Regions from separate parts of the Homo sapiens genome. Here regions 2 and 3 are each linked to region 1. Evidence: chromatin contacts called from ENCODE Hi-C or POLR2A ChIA-PET data. All regions are on one chromosome and are shown on one strand. The core of a region is the stretch at or near the end of the contact, and the rest is flanking DNA. Distances in the headings are between cores, read along the strand shown. Region 1 holds the start of ERCC6 (ERCC excision repair 6, chromatin remodeling factor). Region 2 overlaps DRGX (dorsal root ganglia homeobox). Region 3 holds the start of OGDHL (oxoglutarate dehydrogenase L).

Region 1 (4,273 bases), core at 984-3,483:
AAAACAAAAACAAACAAACAAAAAAACAGAAGGGGCCTGGAAATGGGAGAAAGGGTTCAAGAAGTCACTTAGTATCTGGCAATGGCCAGAAAACCAAGTCTTCTGGAAGTGAGAGTTGGAAACCAGAAGGCTCTTATCAGGTTAAAGAATTTCAGAAGTGAAATAAATCATACATTTGCCGGGAGCGGTGGCTCATGCCTGTAATCCCAGCACTTTGGGAGGCCGAGGCGGGAGGATCACGAGGTCAGAAGTTCGAGACCAGCCTGACCAACATAGTGAAACCCCGTCTCTACTAAAAATGCAAAAATTAGCTGGGCATGGAGGCGCGCGCCTGTAATCCCAGCTACTCGAGAGGCTGGGGCAGGAGAATCGCTTGAACCCAGGAGGCGGAGGCCGCAGTGAGCGAGATCGCACCACTGCACTCCAGCCTGGGCGACAGGGCAAGACTCCGTCTCAAAAAAAAAAAAAAAAAGAAAGAAAGAAATCATACATTTAACAAATAGTTACTGAGAGTTAATTACACCAGGCAATGTACTAGGTTAACTAATTCCTGTCCCCAAAGAGCTTAGAGTCTCATGGGAAAAACAGACATTTAAAAACTATATATATATATATACACATACACACACACACACACACACACACACAAATATAATTGTGGTGACTGCTGTTAAGAGGAAAGTACAAGGCTTTCTGACAAAATGAGAGAAACCAAATTGAAATTGTGGAGGTAGATGTGGGGTCAAGGAGGCCTCTCTGATAAAGTGACATCTGATAAGTCAGTCAGGTCGAAAGTAAAGTGAACGTCTTGCAAGGAAACAACGTGTGAAATTTTTTTTTTTTTTGAGACGGAATTTCGCTCCGGTTGCCCAGGCTGGAGTGCAACCTCCGCCAGGCTCCGCCAGGCTCACTGCAACCTCCGCCTTCCGGGTTCAAGCGATTCTCCTGCCTTGGCCTCCCGATTAGCTGGGATTACAGGCATATGCCATCATGCCCGGCTAATTTTTCGTATTTAGTAAAGACAGGGTTTCACCACGTTGGTAAGGCTGGTCTCGAACTCCTGACCTCGGGTGATCCACCCACCTCGGCCTCCCAACAACGTGCGTAACTTTTAAGACTAGAAAGAGCTGATGCACTTGTGAAAATGCAAGAAGGCTGGAACACCGAATTTTTGACTTTATTTTTAACTTTGAGTTAAGAAGAGCAGAGAAGGGCTCCGTTCATGGCCTAAGTCTTGCAGAGTATCTTCTAAGGCTTAATCATCTGGGACACTAGTATCTTCACCGTCCTCCCCCATCACTGGGGCTCCCGCAGCCAGGGGCAAGCTGGGTCTCATTTGGAGGGTTGGTCGGACACAGGCACAGTTCTGAGAGGGGACAGGCAAGGGCCAAATCACACAAGGCCTGGGAAAACACGAGCATGGATTCCACTCCCAGTGCAATGGAATGACTCTGAAAACTGTTAAGTAGGCTGATGATGGCATGACCTACTTTATGCCAGAGACCACCTGGACAACTGTGCGGATAATGGATTGGAGGAGACAAAGCAACAAGAAGATGATGGGAAAAGTTGAGGAGAAAAGCGAGGGCTGCCTGTCACAGGATGACAGCAGTTAAGACGCTGCGTGGAAGTCACGTAACAGCAGCATTTACAGGCGGCCTGCCTCATCCGCCCACACTCTTATCAATTTGACTCTATCAACGCCCAAAACGTCGGACGTACATCTAGCCCGACTCTCTTTAAAATAACAGCTCCAGCATTTTAATCGAGATCAAAAAGGACCCAGCTGACCCTGCGCGCAGGGGGCCTTATACAAAGTCGGAGAAGTAGCTGGGTCGCTGGCCGGCCAGGGACTCAAGCCGCCTCAGGTGAGCGCTCCTTGGCGCTACTTCCGGTCTCAGGTGAGGCCGCCGGAAGCGGGCACTTGGCCCTAAGACCCGCTACAGTGCGTCCTCGCTGACAGGCTCAATCACCACGGCGAGGCCAAGGCGCGGGGCCGCGGCCCGCCCGAGAAGCCTGAGCTGGGCCCCGACACCCCCTGCCCGACATTCGGCCGGGACCCCCGAACACTCACCCAGGGCCGCGCGAGCGCCCACAAGGAAACAGAGACGCTACCGCCGCCAGCCGCCTTGGAACCCAGCTCGACGGGCCGTGGCGCCTGCGCCCTCAGCTCAACCATAGACACCGCCCCCAACAGCGACTCCGACTTCTGCTGGTGCGGGGAGGCCCGTGGCGCATGCGCCTGGCTCAGCGTTTGTTTTTAAGCACGGGCAAGACCACGTGGTTTGGAGGGACGGGCTCAGCAGCGCCTTTCTACTTGCGTGCGAGCAGGGCGAGAAAGCTGTCTCCGCTGCCGGTCAGCTGGGTGGCTTGCGAAGGACGCTTCGCCCCTAGCGAAAAATACCCTGCTGGCAAGGCAGTTATGAAAGTTAAGACATATTTCCACGTAGAGGGGGATGCGGGTGTGCCATGCGAATGTAAATCCTCACAATTAACCTTGAACCCTGCAGAGAAAGTCAGCTTGGGCAGGGAAGTTAGCCGCACTTTTTGGTCGCCAGGCTGTGACCTCTCTTGTTGTCTCCCACGACTGAACACGGGAAGGATGGAGAGCTGTCCTGCTTCTCTGTTCCCCCTCCGCCACGCGCGCACCTGGGCGGAGTGAGTGCCTACAGAGCCTGCTTACATGTGTACATTGCCTTAAGTCCAGCGTTTAGTATCCGTCCTCAGATCTCAGAGGTAGGCGGGGTTTCGAGGCAGGCGAGAATTTTACCGTGGTGCGTTTGAAGAAAGAAGATGTCCACACAGAGGTTCAGAACAATGGGAGGAAGTTGAGCTTCGCCTGGGGAAAGAAGCAGCCCACGATGCAGGATGGCTGTACCAGACAGAGCTTCTCAGCTCAGGATCGGTGCTAGGAGAAGGTGGACTTTCCAGGGCCGCGAGGCAGGACGTCCTCTGGGAGGGCAGTGACTGCGGGTCACTGCCTGGGAAGTGCTGTCCTCACTTGGAAGCCTGAAGTCGGACAATAGGGAAATGGGGTCGGAAAGGGGACTAGGAAATGCTCCATAACATCATCTTATTCCTCCTGTCAGCGGCCCCAACCCACAATGTAACTTGTTTTTGTTGGTGGTAGTGGGTTTTTTTGTTTGTTTTGTTTTTGTTTTTGTTTTTGAGACGGAGTTTTGCTCTTGTCGCCCAGGATGGAGTACAATGGCACGATGTGGGCTCACTGCAACCTCCTCCTCCCAGGTTCAAGCGATTCTCCTGCCTCAGCCTGCCGGGTAGCTGGGATTACAGGCGCCTGCCACCATGCCCAGCTAATTTTTGTGTTTTTAGTAGAGACGGGGTTTCGTCATGTTAGCCAAGCTGTCCGCGAACTCCTGACCTCAGGTGATCCACCCGCCTCGGCCTCCTAGAGTTCTGGGATTACAGGTGTGAGCCACCACGCCCGGCTTGTAACTTGCTTTTTTTTTTTTTTAAAGGAGAAAGAATTCTAGCGATTTCTTGGATAAAATATTAAGAATAGAAAGGCAGTTGATTGACATTAGTTTCAATGCTTGAAAGTAAAAGCAGATATATAGTGGATCCCAACTTTTGAGACTGAGGTTCCCTTTGCAGCTATTTTGGAGACCCTTCCTATATCAGAATTTGGACAGGAAAAAATGGTCCACTCAAAAGGGGAAGTTGAGAGTTATTATTTACAAAGACGTGGGCGGGGTTCAGGAAAACAACTCAGGGTGGCACAACTGGAGCTATTAAGGGCCGAATTGTGTCCCCTCCCCAAAATTCATATGCTGGAGTCCTAACCGCCACTCCCCACCCCCACCCCGGGACCTCAGAATGTGACTGTATTTGAAGATAGGGTCTTTAATGAGGGAATTTAGTTAAATGAGGTCCCAAGTTATTTAGCAAGTCGTCCAAGCCCTTTTATACTCCTGCCCCATCTAATTTTTCTGCATCACTTGTGTCCTTCACTCCCTGGATGCCTATGCTCAGGATTTAGGGAACTACTTACTCTTCTCCCAGGAAGGGTGTGCTACAATTGGCTTCTACGGCCTAGCAAGCATACTGTTCACCTCTTCCCAGCTGCCTTAGCTCAGGCTGCCATAACAAATGCCATAGACTGGGCAGCTTAAACAACAGGCATTTGTTTCTCATAGTTCTGGAGGCTGGGAAGTCCAAGATCAAATGCAGGCAGATTTAGCTCATTTAGGGGAAGCTCTCCTCATGGCTTGCAAATGGTTACCTTCTCACTGTGTCCTTACATGGGGTAGAG
Region 2 (4,300 bases), core at 1,125-3,624, 180 kb before region 1:
ATAGGGGTTGCTGTGATCTGGGCCACCTAGCTGAGCCAGGCCAGGGCCAGGCAGCCGCAGCTCCAGCGTTGTCTGATAATGCACCCAGAAAGAGGGAGGGGGTGGTGCCCAGGACCTAAAGAGGTGTGCTAAAGAGCAATGGCCCGTCCTGAACTCAGCCAGGCTCTGACAAGAAGCAGCTTCGCCTGGCAGGGGCCCTGTTGTCAGCTAAGAGGCCGGTGAGCAGATGGCAGGCAGCAGCACTAAGCACAGGCCGGGCTCCCAGGCCAGTCTCCTTGGTCCATCCGGCAGGGTGCAGGACAAGCCCTAGGTGCTTCCAGGGTACCAGGGCAGGAGAGGCCCTAGGCACTTCCAGGGCACCAACCAATGCTGCTTTCCACCGAAATGCCTCGCTTTGTCTTGAGGTGGCTCAGAAAGAGGCAGCTGAAAAGCCCATATCTGGGCAGGGGCAGCCGCCTTTTCTAAAATGCTCTTCCTGGGGGCTGGGGGATGGATTCTGGTTTATCCAAACCCATTACCCTGACTCCTGTTATGGGACTGAGAGCCAGGGGGGCCGGCTCTGCCAGAACAGCTCAGGCTGGGAGAAAGGTTGGGGCCACTGCTCTTGGCCACGAGGACTGCAGGCCCCAACCACCTGCCAGTCTCGCACTAATTATGTCGTCCCCCTCAGACGGCAGTTGGTGGTGCTGGGGCCAAGGGCGTCCAAACTTGGAGGCCAGGGCTTTGTTGTCATTGGGAGTATGATCTGGACACAGGCAGGCAGCTGAGAACGGCTCCAATGGGACACCTGGGTGTTCCACAGCCCTAGGGTCTTTGAGCTTCCTGGGTGCGGCAGGCACACCCTCCATTCCTACAAGTTTGCTGGAGCTGCTGTAGAAGGTATTTGGCCAAGTCTTGATGAGAAAAACAGCCAAATGTGGAATTCTCTGAAGTAGGCTGACGGTGTTCATGAGTGGAGACCAGAATGAAGCTGCATTATCATTTAAAAATAATAAAAATATAAGCCCTTATAGTCCCTGTCTCAGGGAAACCTATCATCCTTTGGTTTAACTTGCCTCAGCAGGGACTGGGTTTTCTACATCTGTGCCCTTCTCTGCCTCTGGTGCCATCCCCGTGGGGGTAATGGGGGTATATGCTGGGTATCGACCCAGATCCCCAGCCCAGAGACTTAGAGCCATGTTCCCTCCCCCGGGCAGGGCAGGGCCAGAGTGGACATGATTGACCACTCCTGATGAGACCAGAGGTGTCTGCTGGCTCAAGTCCCCAAAGGGTGTGGCTGAGGCTGGAAAGTCACAATGATCCCGGCCTGGCTGATGACTGTGAGAGAGCAGAGAGGGCCAAGCTGCGGGGGAAAACGAGGGAGGTTCCTGACAACCCCCCGCTTCTTGGTGCCTGTCTCACTGGGATCCTAGGACTAGAGTCTCAGCCATCCTGAGCTCCATGAGATCGCTTGGTATCCTCCTCCTAAAAGTGCTTTTTGACATAAACTGGCTTCAGTGCTTTCCAGTACTTGCCACTAGAAGAGCTCTCTCTAAGACACTCTCCCTGACCCCAGCCTTCATGCCCACCCCTGCCTCTGGGTACCACAGATTCCCTTCCAAGCTCAAGTGCCTGGGCACACGCCTCCTCCTGAAAATCAACTCTCCTACAGCCCACACAATTTGCTCAGGAAACGGAGTGGCAATCCCAACTCCCTCTGCAGGCTCAGGCACAGCTGAGAGCCATTCCATCATTTCCTTCTTGAGAAAGTGAGGTTTTCACCTGAAAAAGGTCTTCAAGCCTTTGACATGTGTGAGGCTTGGTGGAACAAGAGCTGGCTTTTCTACTGCACTTCGTCCATGCCAGGCACCATGTAGCTATCCACTCATTTAATCTCCAAAGAGCCCCGGGAGGCTGGTGCCATTATTACGTAGATGACTGAAGCACATAGAGGTTAGGTGACCCACCCAGAGTCACACAGCCCTTAGGGCTAGGATTCTGAAGAAGTGAAACATGCTCTTAACCAACTTTGATGAAGCTCTGAATCTGTAAAGGTTTCACTTCTTCTGGTGAAGCCAGAAAATTAGGAAGAAAGAGAGTTTCCATTACGTAGACTGGTTGAGTCTCAGGCGCCTTCTTGGTGTCCCGTCTTGCTAGAATATCCATCAGAGGGGCCCAGAAGTTCTGGGCACCATTGAGTTCAGGGATCGCCACTGGGCCTGCTCTCAGACAGGCACACACCTAAGGCCAGGTGCAGATAAAATGGGGGCAGGCTTACCCCTGCCCCTGCCAGGCCGGACCCAGGGGAGGGAGACACTGAGGTCTGACAGGGCGCTGGGGTGGTTCATCCTCCCCTCCCACAGGCCCATCCAGGACAGAACCCAAAAGACAGTGAGCAAAGTCAAACCATGACTCACCATCTGTTGAAACCTGCTGGGAACAACGGGTCCTCATATGCCTCCGTGGAGCTCCTGGCCTTGAAGACTGAGCCCAGTTGACCTCATCAAGTCATTTATTAACCACTCTCTGTGTGACACCCAATAAAGCCGAGCTTTCCCTCTTCCTATCAGAGCCTATCAACTATGTAGCTTCACAGAAGTTGCCCGACCTTAATGTGCCTCAGTTTCCTTAACTGTTAAATGGGAATAGTAGGACTTACATTGTGGGTTTATCATTGGGATTAAATGTGTTAACCTGTGTAAAGTTCCCAGGAAATGAGACAGTGGCAGAGTCAAAGGAAGTTCTTTCTACCCAACTGAGAGATCAGACACTGGGCACCCACTGAGGAATGGAGGAGGAGCCCCCAAGTCCCCCAGGTCCTATGCCAGGGCTGCCCGCCCTGACTCCATGCCATGCCACAGTTGCTTCTCCTCCGGGCAGGCTGTCATGCCCAACAAGGCCGGGCTGCTGCCCCAGTCACAGTCACAACTTCAGTGGTTTCTAGACTCCTTTCCCATAACCTGGAGGGCATTCAGGAATGGACTTCATTTGCCTCGACTAATAAATGAATAATAATAATTAATTAATTAATCAATCAATCCCTGGGGCCCGAGCCTCCTTCCCACACTGAAGCCCAGCTGCCTTTTACAGTCGTGTGATGAACTTCTGCAGACAGGGCAACCTACAGGGGCTCCAGCGAGAATGACCCTGCAATGCAGTGCTTGTCAATGCCTTGGGGAGGGCTCTGATCTGCACAGGGGCCCCTGTCTTGTCCCAGCATCCACTAAAAGGTTCCTGAGCCAAGGCCTCAATGTCCTCCTCCTGGAAGTTTCCAGGTTTCTATTTGCACCTTGGCCAAAGTGGAAAATTGAAGAGCGCAGACTCCACCCAGCCCTGCAGCCTCAGGGCTGGGAGGAACAAAGAGAGGACCTGAGCTTTTTCGGTCTTTGTTTTAACTCCTCTAAATTTATTTGGGTATTTAAACAAACAGAAACTACATCATGCATCATTACTTTTTGCCTTTGTACAACAAAACAAAGTACTCAATATCTCTGCAGAGGTTTGGTGCTCATTTTCTTTCCTTTCAGTAACATCAGGCAGACTTTTCGATATGATCCAGTTTTGCACAGTCACTAGAGTGTCGCATCATGAATTATTAAATCAGTGCTTCGTGGTAATACATAATTTCTTATCAATTATTCATGCTAATGTGTGTGTAGTTTACTTAATTGTGTTATTGACGATCAAAAGTAATTTCCTGAAAGTCCTCAAGGACACAAAATTTAATCAGCATAACTACTTTTCAGATGCAATGCTGTTAAGTATTCTTAATTTGCTCAACAGTTCACTTATTTATGTACCTTTCTGGAGGAAATACGAGTTTAATCAAACAATTAGATTGAAGAGTTAGTGTACATAAGGGCTTGAGCTTACATCCTTCAACCAAACATTCGTAATTACAGGGAAACGGAAGCAACTTTGCCGCTTTTTGGCAAATCGTTTCATCTTTATACTCAACAAGCAAAATACAGCAGGAAGAAGGATTTGATTTTTTTCTTTAAAGGAGACAGTGGGTTTTATCAAATGCTTCGTAGTGATCATAGACAAGGCATGATACACTCAGGAGTATTATTTGGGGGTCATGGAGTGGGGGAAGGTAAAAAGGGGACAGGAAATGTGAAAGTAAAACATTTTGACGATAATAACTGAAACCAAAATAACCATCATGAAGGCAATAACCATCCGCATGGAAACACCATCAGCAAAAGCCACCAAAGACTGCAACCTTTCCCATGCCGGGCGCCCCTGCCAGAAAGCGGCAGAGCTTATGCTATTGCACGTTCCCCTTGGATCTCCTCTAGGTCACCATCCTCACCAGAGA
Region 3 (4,021 bases), core at 500-2,999, 220 kb after region 1:
ACTAGATATCAAGACCATCGTCATGGGAATAAACATAATAGGCACCGTCAGGAGCACTGATTCTAGGACAGATACTGTGCTCATTTAATCCTCCCAACATCCCATGGGGTGGGCACTCATATCAGTTCCACTTTATAAACAGAGAAACTGAGGTGCAAGAGGCTAAGCTGGCTAATCTGGTGAGTGACAGGGCTGTGTGGGGTTCCAGCGACTGTGCCCTGATCACTGCAGTCAATATGTAAGCCAGATTTCTCTTAGCGATGCAGTTCCCATCAGCTGAGCCAGAGCTGCTCCCTCTGCCAGCGCCACTCCCACCCCCACAGGGGAATGGGGCAGTTTGGGCCAGATAGGGACAAAGTCTGGCTGTGTCCAGAATGGCCCGGTGCAGGAACACTGTTTTATAAACACTAAACAGTCTGGGTTGGCCACTGGGCACTGTTGTGACCTTGACCCAGCCTGGCAGGAGGGCAGCCTGCCACCCACCCCCACCTGCATCCCAGCAGGGCATGAGGGCTCAGTATCTAGAGCCAGAGCCCAAGCCAGCCCTACTAGTTCCTGCCCATACAGTCAAGGACAGCAACAAGGAGTGAGAGTCAGGTGCCCTGTGCAACCCCCTGCCCAGTCCAGACTCCAGCAGAGTTGCCCTGGGTATCTCTTGGGGGTCTCTTCTCTGAGGACAAGGTCACATAGCATCCCCAACCCAACCTCAGAACCTCAACCCAACCCCAGAAAACTGCCGACACCATGGCCACTAAGACTCCCACACACACAACCCTGTCTGGGGTGCCCTAGTGAGGACTACTCCCTAATGCACCCATTGCAGAGATCAGTAAACAGAGGCCGGGAAGGGTTCTCCCCAGAGGGCCCTCCAAGCTGGGCAGCAGCAGAGCCTGGATTCTCTCAGCAGCAGGTCTACTCTGACCCCACTTTCTGAGAAGCAGATGAGCTTTTGCTCAGCAACAAACCGCAATTCTATTTAGTTGGGGCCTGTTCCAAGACACTGGGGAGGGGCTGCTAGGGCCTGCTTGAGCCAGGTGGCCGAGGGGCGTCAAAGGGTCTCTCCGGTTCGGCGAATGCGTACTGCAGCCTGCTGTGGCCTCGGGATTACCCCGTCCCCCTCCCACATCTCCCGGGGGGCGGAAGAAGCGCATCCCATGCAAGCAGCGACCTCAGGCCATGCCGCCCTCTCTCAGGCCTCAGTTTTCTCATCTGTAATCGGAGACCGCGGTTAAAACCGTCTATTAGGCTCCTTGGTAGTCCGAAGCTGCCTATGGGTCCCGCCAGGTGCACAGCGCTGACCCTCCCCATCCCCCGCACAGCCCTCGCAGCTCCGGGCCCTCCCCTGGCCACGGAAGGCGCGGGGCAGTCTGAAGTCCTCGGGCTGGAGAAACCCACCGCGAGCACCCGCTCCTCTGCGCAGGACCCTGGACTAGCCGGGTGGTACGCGCGCGATGGGCTGGGGGTCCCGGGGGAGGCCACGGCCAGCCAAGGTCAGAGCCAAGGTCACAGTCTGTTCCTCCTCCCCCTCCCCCCGGCGGGGCCAGACTCAGGGCTGCGGGCAGCGGCGCCCCAGGACCCAGGAGAGAGGAGCTGTGGGGCCGGTCCCCAGGACGGCAGGAGAAGCAGCGGCGCAGGGACCGGGAGGGGGCGGGCCGCCGCGCTCACCGGGCGGGCGGGCCGGGTCCGCGCTGCAGCGAGGTCCGGAGGCTGCAGGTCAGGGGGCTGCGCGGAAGGGGTGCGCGCGCGCCGTGCCAATTACCTGGGTCACGTGACGCAGCCGCCCACGGGCGCGCGCCCCTGAGACTCCGCGCGTCGTGACGTCTCCATGGATGCCCCGCCCCGCTCCTGGCGCTGTCCACGGTGCTGGCGGCCCAGGCCCGAGGTCGCCCACGGCCGAAGGGGGGACTCCTCTCTGAGACCGCAGAACGGGGCTGAGGCCCTGAACCCCGTGTGCTCGTCCTAAAACTAGGACGAATGTACCAGACGACAAGCAGCCTTTGTGTGTAGGAGAGGATAGGTTTTGTTTTGTCGTCTGTAAAATGGGAATGCTATGAAAAGTTCCACTATCTTAGGGATGTTTTGAAAAAAAGATGAGATAATGCGTGAAAAGTGCTTACCCCAAATCTGATACACATTTTACCCATTCATCCTCCCACTGATGGTGACCCAGGCTGTCCTCACCACCCCGTGGCCACAAACAAGGCTGCAATGAACTTCTTCATACACATTCCCTTAGGATCCTGCGTGGAACTTTCTCTGGGATAGAGATCAACTTTCTAATTATTATCAGAATAGCAGATGCAATGTCCTGTTATTGTTTTAATCTGCATTTCTCTGGTTATCAACCATTTGCATCTCCCGTTGTTTGTTAGTTTGGGGTTTTCTGTTGTATTTTTTTCAGCTTTCTGTTGGGTTTTGTTCTCATTTAAATGCAGGGATTTCTTGTATAGGAACATAACATACCTGTGGTTCAAGTTGCCATCAAATCTCTCCTGGATTATCGCAGCAGCCTCCTAACTGGCTTCTCTGCTTCTACACTTACACTCTTGAATTTTAATCTCAAAACTACAGTATGCACTTCACAAGAATATATTCAAGTACATATCAAACCAATTAATATGGTTGCTTGTCGAGGGAGGAGGATGGGGAATGTGGATATGAGGTAATTAATCAATTACCCAGATCACTGCTGACAGAGTGCCACGAAGAAAGGAATACAACTAACTTCTGCACCTGAAGTCTCCCAAAAGTTCTTTATTTGGAGACAGTTAGGGATACATGTGGTCAAGAATCTTCAGCACTTAACACAGCACTATCATGGTATTTTTCAGTAAATATTTGTTGAATGAATGACTGAGTGAGTAAATGGACACTTGACTTGGATCCTGAAGGATGAGTAAGATTTTATCTGGTGCAGAAGGGCAGGGTTCATTGGGAATTCTTTGGACACAAGCACCAAAAATGACCTGGCTAGCTTCAGCCGAAAACGAGTTGATATGAAGGTTGTATATAAGGCAACTCACAGAATCAGAGGAAAGCTGAAAATTTACTTCAGGAAGCAGGGCTGAGCCATAGAGGAACTGTCTCTTCAAGGCTCTTCTGTTTTTCAAAATTCAAATTCCGGGTGAGAGGCAGTAATGTACTTGCAGTAGAGACGGAGTAAGGTGGCCAGATTTGAGAGACTTACGGGGATCAGCTCCACGGGGTTTAGTGGTTGACCAGATATGAGGGTGGAGACATAGATAACTCACAGGTGTCTGGCTTTAGTGACTTGGGCACAGTGGAACTTCTCAGTGAGCTAGGGAAAAGGAGAAGCTGCAGTTTGGGGTAATAGTGGAAAAGTTTACAAGTCAGAGTCACCGATTAAGAAAGATGGAAAGCCTGACACAGAGCAGCAGGCAGGAACAAGGCTCTTGCAAATCAAAAGGCTTCAGAGCCTTTCAGCCTTCCAGCCTAATTGGTGTTCTGCTAATTGCATTGATTAAAGCAAACATTTGGGGCAATCAACGCTCCCATGAGGGTGGCTGCCATTCTCAGAAGCCTGAGAGGATTAGTGGCAGTGGCTGTAGGCTTTGCAGAGATCTTCAGAAACAGACACCTTTCTTTTTTTCCCATGCCTGTGGCGTGTGTGTGTGTGTGTGTGTGTGTGTGTGTGTGTGTGTGTCAGAACATGGAAGTTTTTATTTATTCTAGTTGTACAGAACTTAAATGATACAGAAGGATACAGAACAAAATGTGAAAAGCCCCCTTCCACCTGCCCCAACCTCACCTCTTTTTTTTCCTTCCAGAGATAACTACTGGCCAGTTTGGCAAACATTTTTACAAAATTGTTTATGTATTTATATCCATATGCTTCTACAAACATATACATAAAAATATGAAATGGATCACACTAGAATATAGTTCCACGACTTGTTTCTTTTTTTCCCTTGTCTTGAAGATTTTTATTTAAACTCAGTATGTGTAGGACCACCTCATTCTTTTTCATGGGTATGTTGTATTCATTATAGGGATGTATGGT

What was found. A loop is a pair of places that touch in the nucleus more often than their neighbours do. ChIA-PET counts read pairs that join two places held with the same protein, here RNA polymerase II (POLR2A). Pooled maps may share reads with other maps.
Region 2: a loop to region 1 is called in a pooled map, with 5 times the contacts of the local background. The contact joins the enhancer-like site here to the promoter of ERCC6 in region 1. A Hi-C loop is called at or near these places in 1 of 168 maps with a recorded cell type or tissue (G401), 1 of 37 single-sample maps with no recorded cell type and 3 of 50 pooled maps. POLR2A ChIA-PET finds 5 or more read pairs at or near these places in 2 of 52 experiments (HepG2 and Panc1).
Region 3: a loop to region 1 is called in a map of mammary epithelial cell, with 2.5 times the contacts of the local background. The contact joins the promoter of OGDHL here to the promoter of ERCC6 in region 1. A Hi-C loop is called at or near these places in 1 of 168 maps with a recorded cell type or tissue (mammary epithelial cell) and 9 of 50 pooled maps. POLR2A ChIA-PET finds 5 or more read pairs at or near these places in 1 of 52 experiments (H1).

Annotation. Positions count from the first base shown.
Region 1 is chr10:49,536,888-49,541,160 of GRCh38, forward strand. It overlaps ERCC6 (ERCC excision repair 6, chromatin remodeling factor), which reads right to left and starts at 2,234. Exons shown (of 21, transcript NM_000124.4): 1 at 2,075-2,234. RefSeq lists silencers at 743-931, 1,877-2,166 and enhancers at 2,587-2,646, 2,677-2,916.
Region 2 is chr10:49,360,702-49,365,001 of GRCh38, forward strand. DRGX (dorsal root ganglia homeobox) reads right to left here. Exons shown (of 7, transcript NM_001276451.2): 7 at 3,365-4,300. Among named protein-coding and RNA genes, the nearest start is that of DRGX, 33 kb to the right of the region's middle. Within about 2 kb of position 2,375, at least 2 of the 41 ENCODE cell types and tissues checked have a DNase peak (open chromatin) inside an H3K27ac peak, as active enhancers do.
Region 3 is chr10:49,760,574-49,764,594 of GRCh38, forward strand. OGDHL (oxoglutarate dehydrogenase L) reads right to left here and starts at 1,750. Exons shown (of 23, transcript NM_018245.3): 1 at 1,666-1,750. RefSeq lists a silencer at 1,501-1,710.